2 separate regions of the Homo sapiens genome follow, and region 1 is linked to region 2. Evidence: chromatin contacts called from ENCODE Hi-C or POLR2A ChIA-PET data. All regions are on one chromosome and are shown on one strand. Each heading gives the region's core, a stretch centred on a gene start or an enhancer-like site at or near the end of the contact. The rest is flanking DNA. Distances are from core to core; before and after follow the strand shown. Region 1 overlaps BTBD7 (BTB domain containing 7). Region 2 holds the start of ITPK1 (inositol-tetrakisphosphate 1-kinase).

What was found. A loop is a pair of places that touch in the nucleus more often than their neighbours do. ChIA-PET counts read pairs that join two places held with the same protein, here RNA polymerase II (POLR2A). Pooled maps may share reads with other maps.
Region 1: a pooled map shows a loop between it and region 2 (2.6-fold over the local background). The contact joins the enhancer-like site here to the promoter of ITPK1 in region 2. A Hi-C loop is called at or near these places in 1 of 37 single-sample maps with no recorded cell type and 1 of 50 pooled maps. POLR2A ChIA-PET finds 5 or more read pairs at or near these places in 2 of 52 experiments (activated T-cell and naive thymus-derived CD4-positive, alpha-beta T cell).

What each region holds. Positions count from the first base shown.
Region 1 is chr14:93,314,430-93,320,432 of GRCh38, forward strand. All of the region lies in intron 1 of BTBD7 (BTB domain containing 7), which reads right to left. Among named protein-coding and RNA genes, the nearest start is that of BTBD7, 16 kb to the right of the region's middle. Within about 2 kb of position 3,587, at least 4 of the 41 ENCODE cell types and tissues checked have a DNase peak (open chromatin) inside an H3K27ac peak, as active enhancers do.
Region 2 is chr14:93,113,813-93,119,004 of GRCh38, forward strand. ITPK1 (inositol-tetrakisphosphate 1-kinase) reads right to left here and starts at 2,113. Exons shown (of 11, transcript NM_014216.6): 1 at 1,960-2,113; 2 at 1,257-1,493. The coding sequence starts at 1,351.

The DNA.
Region 1 (6,003 bases), core at 2,337-4,836, 200 kb after region 2:
TTTTATACAAAACTATTTTCATTTCATAATATAGCAAGGTTGCAAAAATATGGCCACACACAAAATTTTACTTTACCTTAAAAAAATTCCTACATAGAACTGTGTTGTATAGATATGTAATAATTTACTTAACCAAATCCATATTGAGGGTCACATCCAATTTTTCAATATTATAAATAGCACTGCAAGTCTTTTACACATATCTTTGCCCACTCTGCCCAGTCTAAATTATGTCATTAGAATAAATTTCAAGAAGATTCTTGGGTTAAAGGATATACATGTTTCTAATTTGAAGACATATTGTCAGAAGAGTTGCAATTTACACTCCTATCAGCTCTGCATGAGAATGTCCAAAATGCTGGACATTATTCATCTTTGCAATCTGATGGAGGAAAAATTATGCCATTGCTATTTTAATCTCTTAAAAATTAATAAACTGATATTCATTAGTCCCCATGTTGCTTTATATTCTTTGCCCATTTTTCTATTTGGCTGTTCTTTTTACAAATTTGCAACATTTTCTATATTAATGTTAAAATAATAAACGGAAAATATTCATACGGGCCTTTTAAAACTATGATAGCTTTTGTCACAAATGTTTAAATTTTTCATATAGACAACTCTGTCTTTTCCTTTGTAACTTCTGGGTTTCCTCCTTCTTACTGCAAACATTTTTACATCAGAAAACTAATTTATATATAAATATTTAAGCAGTTAGGACAATATTTGAGAAAGTGCTTTCAATTTGTGTTGTAATCTCCAAATTAGAGTATGTGGGTAAATATTCTTCTATTAAGGAGGAAGTTAACATTAAATTAAGAGTTTATAACACAGTTATTATTGTTTCAAGTCATTTGGTATACTAACATTTAACATTTTATTAAGTCCTAAGTATTAAGCTAACTCAATTACCTGCTGTTGCTAGGAAGCGAGATGGATAAATTTTCCAAATAACTGGAGGATGCTTTTGTTAGCCATTGAGGTGTACAATGTTAGGCTTGACTTTTTACTGAATTTCTTGAGAACGTTGTGCTTAACTGACACTATATTACTTGTAGATACATCTGTGCAGCCATCAGTGGTTCTGACATGTAGAACATTTTCATCACCCCCTAAAAGAAGTTCCATTAGCAGTCACTCACCTCAATTCCCCAATCCTAGGCAACTACTAATCTAATTTCTACCTCTATTATTTTGGACATTTTATATAAATGGGATCATATAATAATGTGGGCTTTTGTGACTGGCTTCTTTCACTTTAGCATGATGTTTTCAAGGTCCATCCACATTGTAGCATTTATCAGTACTACTTTATTCCTCTTTATTTGCTGTATAATATTTCATTGTATGGATATACCACATTGTATTTGATTTATTCATTCATCCATCCATCCATTGATGGACATTTGGGTTGTTTCCACTTTTTGGTTATTATGAATAATGCTGTTACAAACATTTGTACAAGTTGTGTAGACATGTACTTCCACTTCTCTTAAGTATATGCCTAGGAGCAAAATGTATCTTTTTTTTTTTTTTTTTGAGATGGAGTTTTGCTCTTGTTGCCCAGGATGGAGTACAATGGTGTGATCTCGGCTCACTGCAACCTCTGCCTCCCGGGTTCAAGCAATTCTCCTGCCTCAGCCTCCCGAGTAGCTGGGATTACAGGCATCTGCCACCATGCCCAGCTAATTTTTTTGTATTTTTAGTAGAGATAGGGTTTCACCATGTTGGCCAGGCTGGTCTCGAACTCATGACTTCAGGTGATCTACCCACCTTGGCCTCCCCAAAGTGCTAGGATTACAGGTGCAAGCCACCATGCCCAGTCTTTTTTTTTTTAATTTTTTTTAAAAAATAGAGACAGTCTCACTCTGTCACTCAGGCTGAAGTGTGGTGGCACAATCATAGCTCACTGTAGCTTCAAACTCCTGGGCTCAAGTGATCCTCCCGAATAACTGGGACTACAGTATGCACCACTGTGCCCAGCTAATTTATTTTTATTTTTTCTGTTGAGGTCTTGGTGTGTTATAAAGGTTGGTCTTGAACTCTTGGCCTCAAGTGATCCTCCCACTTTGGCCTCTCAGAGTTTAAGGATTACAGGTGTGAGCCACCATACTGGGCATAACATGTATTTTTAATTATTGTTCCCTTTTTCCACTCCCCACTATAAGGTAAACTATATAAGGTCAGGGTTTTTCTTTTATTCACTGTTGTATCTCCAGTGCCTAGAACTGTGTCTGGCAAATATAGTAGGTGCTTAACAAATTTTGCTGAATCTATGAATGAAATAGTAAAAACGTTTGCTTGCTCTGACACAGTAATTGAGCAGAGATGGAGGGACAGTTCATATTCAAGATGGTAAAGTGATCATAATATTGCTGTGGCAAACTGAGAAAATGCCCATGTAACATAGACAATTGTAATTTGATCCTTAGTACTAGATTAAATCTGGGCAGAGTAAGCAAAGTGGGTCAGGGAAAAAAAACGTGAGATGAGGCAGGACATGTAGGCAGTCACCAAGTCATGCACATTCCTGTGAAAAGGCTAAGAGTCCTGTAGTTAAGAAATCTGTTTAACTTTGTTTAATTCATCCTTTCCAAACTTAATCACAGAAACCTTCATAAGAAAGAGTGCAGTGGTACGATCTCAGCTCATTGCAACCTTTGCCTCTTGGGTTCAAGCGATTACCCTGCCTCAGCCTCCCGAGCGGCTAAGATTACAGCCATGTGCCACCACACCCAACTAATTTTTTATTTTTAGTAGAGATGGGGCTTCACTATGTTGGCCAGGCTGGTCTCGAACTCCTGACCTTAAGTGATCTGCCTGCCTCAGCCTCCCAAAGTGCTGGGATTATAGGCGTGAGCCACTGCGCCCGGCCGGAATATACTTTCAATCATATCATAGTAGTCAACCTTTGCACTGAGCTAATGTTGATACTTTTTTTTTTTTTTAAGAGAAACAGGGTTTGGTATGTCGCCCAGGCTGGAGTGCAGTGGTTAATCCTAAGTGCAATTATTGTGCACTACAGCACTCAGCCTCCCAAGTAGCTGAGACTACAGAGGCACACACTACCACACCCAGCTAATCTTGATACATTAGGAAAGAAAACAACGGTGGAGAAAAAAAGAACATAACATAAAGTGATAATTGATTTTTTACTTATTTAAATTTTGAATTCAGAAACAGCAAAAGGTACTATGCCAAAAAGACAACATAGCAGGCCTAAGACTGCTATCTTTAGAAAGGCCTGCATGCAAAGATGGCCCTTGGCAGGTCTCTGGGAAATTGGATTTTGGGAGTGTTCCCATAATTCCCTGACTATTTAATAAGGGTGATTTACTATGCCTAAACTGTTTGTGCAAACAATATGGTTTATGCTGAATATCTGCTTTCCTTCTGGGAGCTTGGAATTTGGTACAAGCTAGACAGAGGGTGCCTATGTGATTATACCCCAATAAACACCCTGGGCAGTGAGTCTCTTATAAGCTTCCCTGGAAGACAACATTTCACAAGGATTGTAACAAGTCAATGCATCCTACGCGGCTTCACTGGGATAAGACTCTTGAAGCTTGTGCCTGGTTTCCTCTGGACGTTGCCCCATGGGCATTTTCGCTTTGTATTTTTTTTGCTGTAGTAACTCTTAGCTGAGTCATACTATATGTTGAGTTCTGTGCTTCCTCCTCACCAAACCTGGGGGTGATCTTGCGGATTCAAAATACAGGCACAAAACGGGATATGATAAAATGTCTTTCTCTACTGTCCTCCCAAAATGACATTATATTGTTTTGGGATAAATATTCAGCTGGTAATCAAGAATAAAGCTATTTTTAAAAATCTGCAAGGAAATTACCATAAAGATCAGAATAGCAGTAACCTTTAAAAGGAGGAAGAAAGTGGTTATGATTGGGAAGAGGCATGAGGGGGGCTTTTGGAATACTTACAGTGCTCTATTTCATGGCCAGAGTGATGTCAGCTTTAAAATAATGTTTTTTTAAGTTAGATTTATTTAATGTACTTTGTATGTGTATTACTTCACAATAAAATGTTTTGTTGGAGCTACTACAAATTTGAAAGTTTCAGCTGAACCCTTGAAATTAAATCCATTTCCTAAAGAAAAGGATCTAGAAGAATGAATGAAAAGCTAAGTGTTGAGTCATAGGAAATGCTGATGATTTGGGGGCTGGAAAAGAAAGAGAACTGAGTAAAGGAGAGTATAAAAACACAAATCAGACTGGGTAGTGACCAGGATAGCCTGCATGTAAGAAGTGGCACTTGAATGAGGTTTACATCAAACTGAGAAATCATCCCTTTCCTATATGCTACCAGAAAGTTTGGGATACACTTCAATTTCCATACTCACTCTGTAAGAGCAATGAATTAAAATTTCCATGTCCTCAAACAGACTAAGTTCTTGGAGTACTGGGACTGTGTCTTATTTCAGTAACTATATAGTCCAAAGACCTTAAAGAGTGCCTGGCTCATAACGAACCCTTAATAAATGAGGTGCAAGCTAGATGCGGGGGCTCACGCCTGTAAACCCAGCACTTCAGGAGGCCGAGGTGGGCAGATTGCTTCAGCCCAGGAGTTTGAGATCAGCCTGGGCAACAGGCTGTTACAAAAAAACAGAAAAATTCGCCAAGTGTGATAGTGTGTGCCTGCAGTCTCAGCTACTCCGGAGGCTGAGATGAGGGATCACTTGAGTCCAGGCATTTGAGGTTACAGTGAGCAGTGAGCCATGACTGCACCACTGCACTACAGCCTGGACAACAGAATGAGACACTGTCTCTAACAATAACAACAACCAAAACCAAAAAACAACAGACAAAATCTGCTCTGGTCCTTGCAGGATGTTAAACTATGGAGAAATATAGGCAAGGAGATTTCAATACAGAGACCAGCTTAACAATTAATAGATATCACAACAGCCAAGATGTGGAAACAACCTAAATATCCATTGACAGATGAATGAATAAAGAAAATGTAGTAAATACATAAATGGAATACTATTTGGCCTCAGAGAAGAAGGAAATATGGTGACAACATGGATGAACCTTGAAGACATTATGCTAAGTAAAATAAGCCAGTCACAGAAAGACAAATACTACATAATTCCACTTATATGAGGTCTTTATCTAGGCCTGGTCATTACCCAGAATGATAAGTGAGTATCTAAAATAATCAAATTCATAGAATCGAAGAGTGAAAGGGGAGTTGTCAGGGGCTGGGGGGAAATGCAGACTTATTAATCAACGGGCATACAGTTTCAGTTAAGCAAAATGAGTAAGCTCTAGAGATCTACTGTACAACACTGTACCTATAGTCAACAATAATGTATTGTATACTTAAAAATTTGTTGAAAGGGTAGATCTCATATTGTGTTCTTACCAAAAAAAATAAAAATGAATAGGACAACACATATGAGAGACAACATTAAGCACTAGGAAATGAGGCAAGAAAGGAAGACTTGAGAGTTGAATAACAGAGAACAAGAAAGAAAGGGGCAAAGATGATGCCATTGTCCAACTAGGTAGAACTGATAAAGAAAATAAAAATGGAACGGCCAGAGAGATAGAGGAAAACTAGAAAAATGTGGTCTCAATAGAATTCAAAAGAGGAAACTGAACTGCAAGTGAAAACTTGGAGAGAACAGATGTTTTACAATTCTTTTTTAGAAGTATGGCTGCAAAAAGGTTCAGAGAAATGAGGCAGTAGCAGAGAGGCAGGAAGTCTGAAAAGGTAAGTGTGAGAGGGAGGGGAAGATATTAAAACAAATGAGTAAGTGGACAGAATGATGTAGGAAAGCTGCAATTTTCAACTGGGGTGATTGTTCTCCCCTTCCACCCTCCCTAACCCCCACACTTGACAATGTCTGGAGACATTTCAAATTGCCACAACTGGACAGGGGAAAGGGGAAGGATACTATTTGCCTCTAACAGGTAGAAGCCAAGGATGCTGCTAAACATTTCACAAGGCACAGGACAGTCCTCCACAACAAAGAATTACCTG
Region 2 (5,192 bases), core at 863-3,362:
AAGGGATAAAGAACCAGGCACTATCCTGTACAAGCTGTGCCCCTCTGGCTGCAGGAAGAGCGCCTGCGGGGCTTGCACGGGGCAAAGGAGCAGCAGGCCCTTGGGAAAGGCATGAGGCACACAGAGGTGCTGCCAGGCTCACCTGCGCATGCCAGCTCAGACCAGCCACGGGCCCCCAGGAGCACCAGGGGTTACGGAAACCCAACTGTTCAATTCTCCAAGATGTGTGGGGCCCCCACAGGGACAAAAATGCAAGTAGAGCCCATTTTCAAAAATCAGTCTAACAAGCTGCATCACAAAAGGTTTCCACCTGGAGTTTGCAAAAGGCTTTCAGAGCTAGATTCTCTTAGGCTTGCATTGAGAAAAGGGCTTAACTGCTTCTCAGAGGCAAAGCTACAGTTGTGGAGCAAGGGAAGGCCTACCTGACCCAAGACTCAGTAGTTCTGTAATTTATTAAGAACGTGATCTGTTAAACACCGGAGACTCCGCCAAGGAGCACCAGCATGGTGGGAGCAGGGGCACACAGCCCAGATGGCAGAAGGCCACTCCACACCACGGGCATTTACCCAGCACTTTCTACGCACCAGCCACTCCCTAGCTGCGGGACCCCAAGCTAGGTACCCCGCTCCTCTGCCGATCGGTCCCCGTTCTCAGACAGGTGGCCCAGAATCACCACCCTGGCCAATTTGCAGGGCTGCTGCGAGGCTCTAATGAGACAGCAAATCACCACATACATGCCAAGAATTGCTACTCGCTTCAACTGGGCTTAACCTCATGATATGCAATGACAGCCTCAAGAGCCGAGCACACGCGGGGCACATAGTAGGTGGTCCACAAACGTGGGTGCCCTTTCTTCATGAAAGGGAAGGGGACGAAGGAAGAAAAACACTCCGGTCCAAAAGTACCCTCAAGCCCTTACCCCACAGCGTGGATGCCCCGATTTCCCAGGTCCCTCCGCAACCCTCAGTAGAACTCCCACCGCGCCCTGGGCTGCTGGGGGCCTCCCCAGCCGGGTCACAGTGCACCTGAACGCCCCGGTCCGTGCCACCTCGCCCGCACCGGCCACCGCTTCCCTGGAACGCGGCCGGCGGCCGCCACCGCCACCTGGCTGCTCGGACTCAGTCTCCCCGCGCGCCGCTTCTTCCCGTTTGGCTCCGATCTCCCAAAACAACTAATGAGGCTGCACCGGGCTCGGGCCGGGGGTCACCGGGCTCGGGCCGGGGGTCCCCGGGCGCCGGCGCCGCGTCCCTCCTTACCTGCACAGCTCGGCGAAGGCCTGGAAATTCAGCTTCTTGATTTTCTTCTCGCTCAGCCAGTAGCCAACTCTCTTCCCTTTCAGAAAGGTCTGCATCTTCCTCCTCGGGCGGGGAGCCTGGGTCCGGAGGAAATCGCCCACAGGCCGAGTCTGGCGGCCGGCGCGCGCCGCGAGCGAGTGGGCACCTCCTCCCGGCGGCGGGGACGCGGAACGGGGATCGGAGCTGGGGCGCGCAGTCCTGCCGCGCGGAGCGGAGCGGGGCGGGGCGCGGCGGGCGGCCGGGAGGAGGGAGCGGCGCTCAGCGCGGAAGGCCACTGGCTGGGCCAAGCTGCCACCGCCCACGCCCCCGCCGCCTGCGGGCTCGCCCGCCCGCCCACCGGCTCGCGAGCGCCGCGCCGCCCGGCCTGCCGGCTGAGGCTGGGGCACGGCTGAGCCTGAGTCTGAGTCGGAGCTGGGGCCAGGGCCCGCAGGAGGGGAAGCCGGGCCTCCGCAGACACCGCCCCCGCCCTGCCCGCCCTCCCGCCGCGCGGGCCCGAGCCACACGCCCTCAGGCGGCGGCAGAAGCGCGGCCTCCGAGCCCTTCCTCCCTCCTCCTCCCGCCCGGGTCCTCGCCCTCTGATGTTCCCAGCCGGGCCGTAACCCCTGGGCGCGCTTGGACCCCGGCGGGGCGCACGCGGCCACTCGGCCCGGCCAGAGATCCTCACCCGCCGCCGCCGCCGCCACTTCCTCCTCGGCCTGGTCCTCGCGCGCTGCCCGCCGAGAAGGGCGGCGGCGAGCGCCCGCGCACTCGCCGCCCCTGCCCGCCGCCGCCCCGCGCTGGCCCGGCCGCCCCGCTTGAGCCCGCGGCGGCGAGGAAGCGGCGGGGCGGCCGCCAGGGGGCAGCGCCGCCCGCCGCCTCTTAAAGGCGCCGCGCCGGCCCTCGCGGCTACCCGGCGCCTGTTTGTGTCCCCGGGTGTGGGGTGCGGGGCGCGGGGCTTCCTGGGGGCGGCCGTGGCCCGGCGGTCTTACTTCGGGAAGGGAGCCGCGGTGTGGGCGTGTGTTCCGCCTGGCCTTTGGGGGCGACCGAGCCGCTGAGTTTCGGAAACGTCTCTGTACCCCCAGCAGGGTTCAGCACCCCCAAGGCAATCCATTGCAACTGCGCCCGGAAGGAGACCTTCCAGGAATTCGCCCCTTCCCTCGAGGAAGCGGACCCTGGCCCAGGATGGGGCCCCCCGGGGGGGTGGGTGAACACCCAGGGGCCCTCCTAGGCGTAGGACGTGACCACCAGTTCTCACTCTAGGTCCCCTTCACTGAGGGGGGAAGGGGCGGGGACTGGAGGCGACAGCGACAACAGCGGCCGTCCCCGGAGACCCCTTCCTCAGGGGTGCGGGTCAGCGTCGGCGCCGGGGAGTCACTAAACCCCGCCTACCCTGCCCTGCCCTATGGGGCAGCCAGGGAGCTTTCCTGCCTCAATGGTCTCTGGGTTTGGGAAGGAGAAATGGACTTCTCTCCCCAGGCCCAGGCAGGAAAAATGGATTCCCGTGGAGGGAAGGCTCAGAAAAGTTTGAGAGGAGACACTGAAGCTGGCCTTGGAAATCAAGGAGATTTTGATGGAGCAGGGAAGGGGGATGAGCTTGAATTGAGGCTGGGAGACAAGAAAAAGCCAAGTTGCCAGCGGGTGACCAAGACTTCCCTTGATCACACTTGAGTCAGGCTCCTCCGAGACCTCTTTCTGACCAGGCCCCGACCTTGGGCTCTGTCCTTGGCCTTCTTAGTCCAGTTTTAGCCAGAATCCTGCTGTCAAGAATATCTCCACGCTTGGTATGTGATCACCCTGGCCGGCCTACATTAAGAAACTCCGTCTCAAAAAAAAAAGAAAGACAAGGATCTCTCTATGCTGCCCAGGCTGGAGTGCAATGGTGCAGTCATAGCTCACTGCAGCCTCGAACACCCCTGCTAAACTGATCCTCCCACCTCAGCCTCCCGAGCAGCTGGGACTACACTGTGTTGCCCAGGCAGGTCTCGAACTCCTGGCCTCAAGCTGTCCTCCCACCTGGGCCTCCCAAAGTGCTGGGATTGTAGACCTGAGCCACCCCGCCTGGCTTCCCTGCCATCTTTAACGAGAATCTGATTAGTTTTTTTCTTTAACAAGGTAGAGAAAACGGATGGATGGAGAGTGGAAAAGACGATGGGTGGGAAACAGGACTCCTCCAGGGGGCCAGCTAGGGACGGGCACTGCATGCCTTAGGCAAGGGTACTGCGAGTTTCATAGGCCATGGGAGCCTAGAAGGTAAGTGGTGACAGGTTCCAGGGTCAGCTCTGTGGCTTAGAATGCCTGGCTCCTGGGGGGGACATGGAAAGCTGGATAAAGGGAAGATCATAGCAAGGACCCCTAGGGCCGAGGCACAAGATGGATAAAAGAAGGCTAAGGGAGGCTGCGCATGGTGGCTCATGCCTGTAATCCCAGCACTTTGGGAGGCCGAGGTGGGCACATCATGAGGTCAGGAGATTGAGATCATCCTGGCTAACACGGTGAAACCCTGTCTCTACTAAAAATACAAAAAATTAGCCGGGCGTGGTGGCGGGCGCCTGTAGTCCCAGCTACTTGGGAGGCTAAGGCAGGAGAATGGCGTGAACCTGGGAGGCAGAGCTGGCAGTGAGCTGAGATCGTGCCACTGCACTCTAGCCTGGGCAACAGAGTGAGACTCCGTCTCAAAAAAAAAAAAAAAAAAAGAAGGCGGCTAAGGGAGTAAAAACGAAGGGGATGGGGGCAGCAACTATAAACTTGATACTTGAAGTCAGCAGTAGGGATTACAGGCATCGACTTTAAATGTCCTGCTGTTCTTAGGAACTGAAAGACCAGTTGAGGCTGGGTGGTTCAGGAGGGTTCCTGGAATTCCCTCACTCCTTTGGCAAACACACGAGAGCCCAGTGTGTGGCAGAGGAAAATGGACACAAGCCATTGATTAGAAACACGGGATGAGGCTGGGCGCTGGGAGGCCGAAGCAGGCGGATCACCTGAGATCAGGAGTTCGAGGCCAGCCTGACCAACATGGAGAAACCCCATCTCTACTAAAAATACAAAATTAGGTGGGCATGGTGGCGCATGCCTGTAATCCCAGCTACTTGGGAGGCTGAGGCAGGAGAATCGCTTGAACCAGAGAGGCGGAGGTTGCGGTCAGCCGAGGTCGCGCCATTGCACTCCAGCCTGGGCGGCAAGGGCAAAACTCCATCTCAAAAACAAAAAAAAGAAAGAAAAAAGGAAACGTGGGGTGAGAGCTGAGAGGGAAATGGGAAGGAAGATGGCAATCTGTCCCATTTTGCTGCATGACTGGGGAGACTGTGGCATAGGATCTTGAAGGATGAGTAGGAAGGAGTTCAGTGGGGGAAGGAGGCAACATTCCAGGCAAAGGCGAAAACAGGTGCGAAGTTTCAGAGGGTGAAAAGGGAAGAACACCGTAAATAAGGGCACGGTAAGATGGAGATGGGCAGGAAGATGAGGCCTGAGAAATGGACCAGGGGAACTTGGGAGGGATGCTGAAGACAGTGTGTGTGTGGTCACTTCTGAACAGGAGCTGGATGAAGTTCTTTTTTTTTCTTAATATTATTTTATTTTATCTTATTTTATTATTTTATTTTATTTTATTTTTTGAAATGGAGTCTTGTTGTGTCATCCAGGCTGGAGTCCAGTGCACCTCCCGGGTTCAAGCGATTCTCCTGCCTTGACCTCCCGGTAGCTGGGACTATTGGCACGTGTCACCACGCCCAGCTAATTTTTGTATTTTTTTTTTTTTTTGAGACGGAGTCTTGCTTTGTTGCCCAGACTGGAGTGCAGTGGCGCAATCTCGGCTCACTGCAAGCTCCACCTCCCGGGTTCATGCCATTCTCCTGCCTCAGCCTCCTGAGTAGCTGGGACTACAGGCGCCCGCCACCACGCCCGGCTAATTTTTTGTATTTT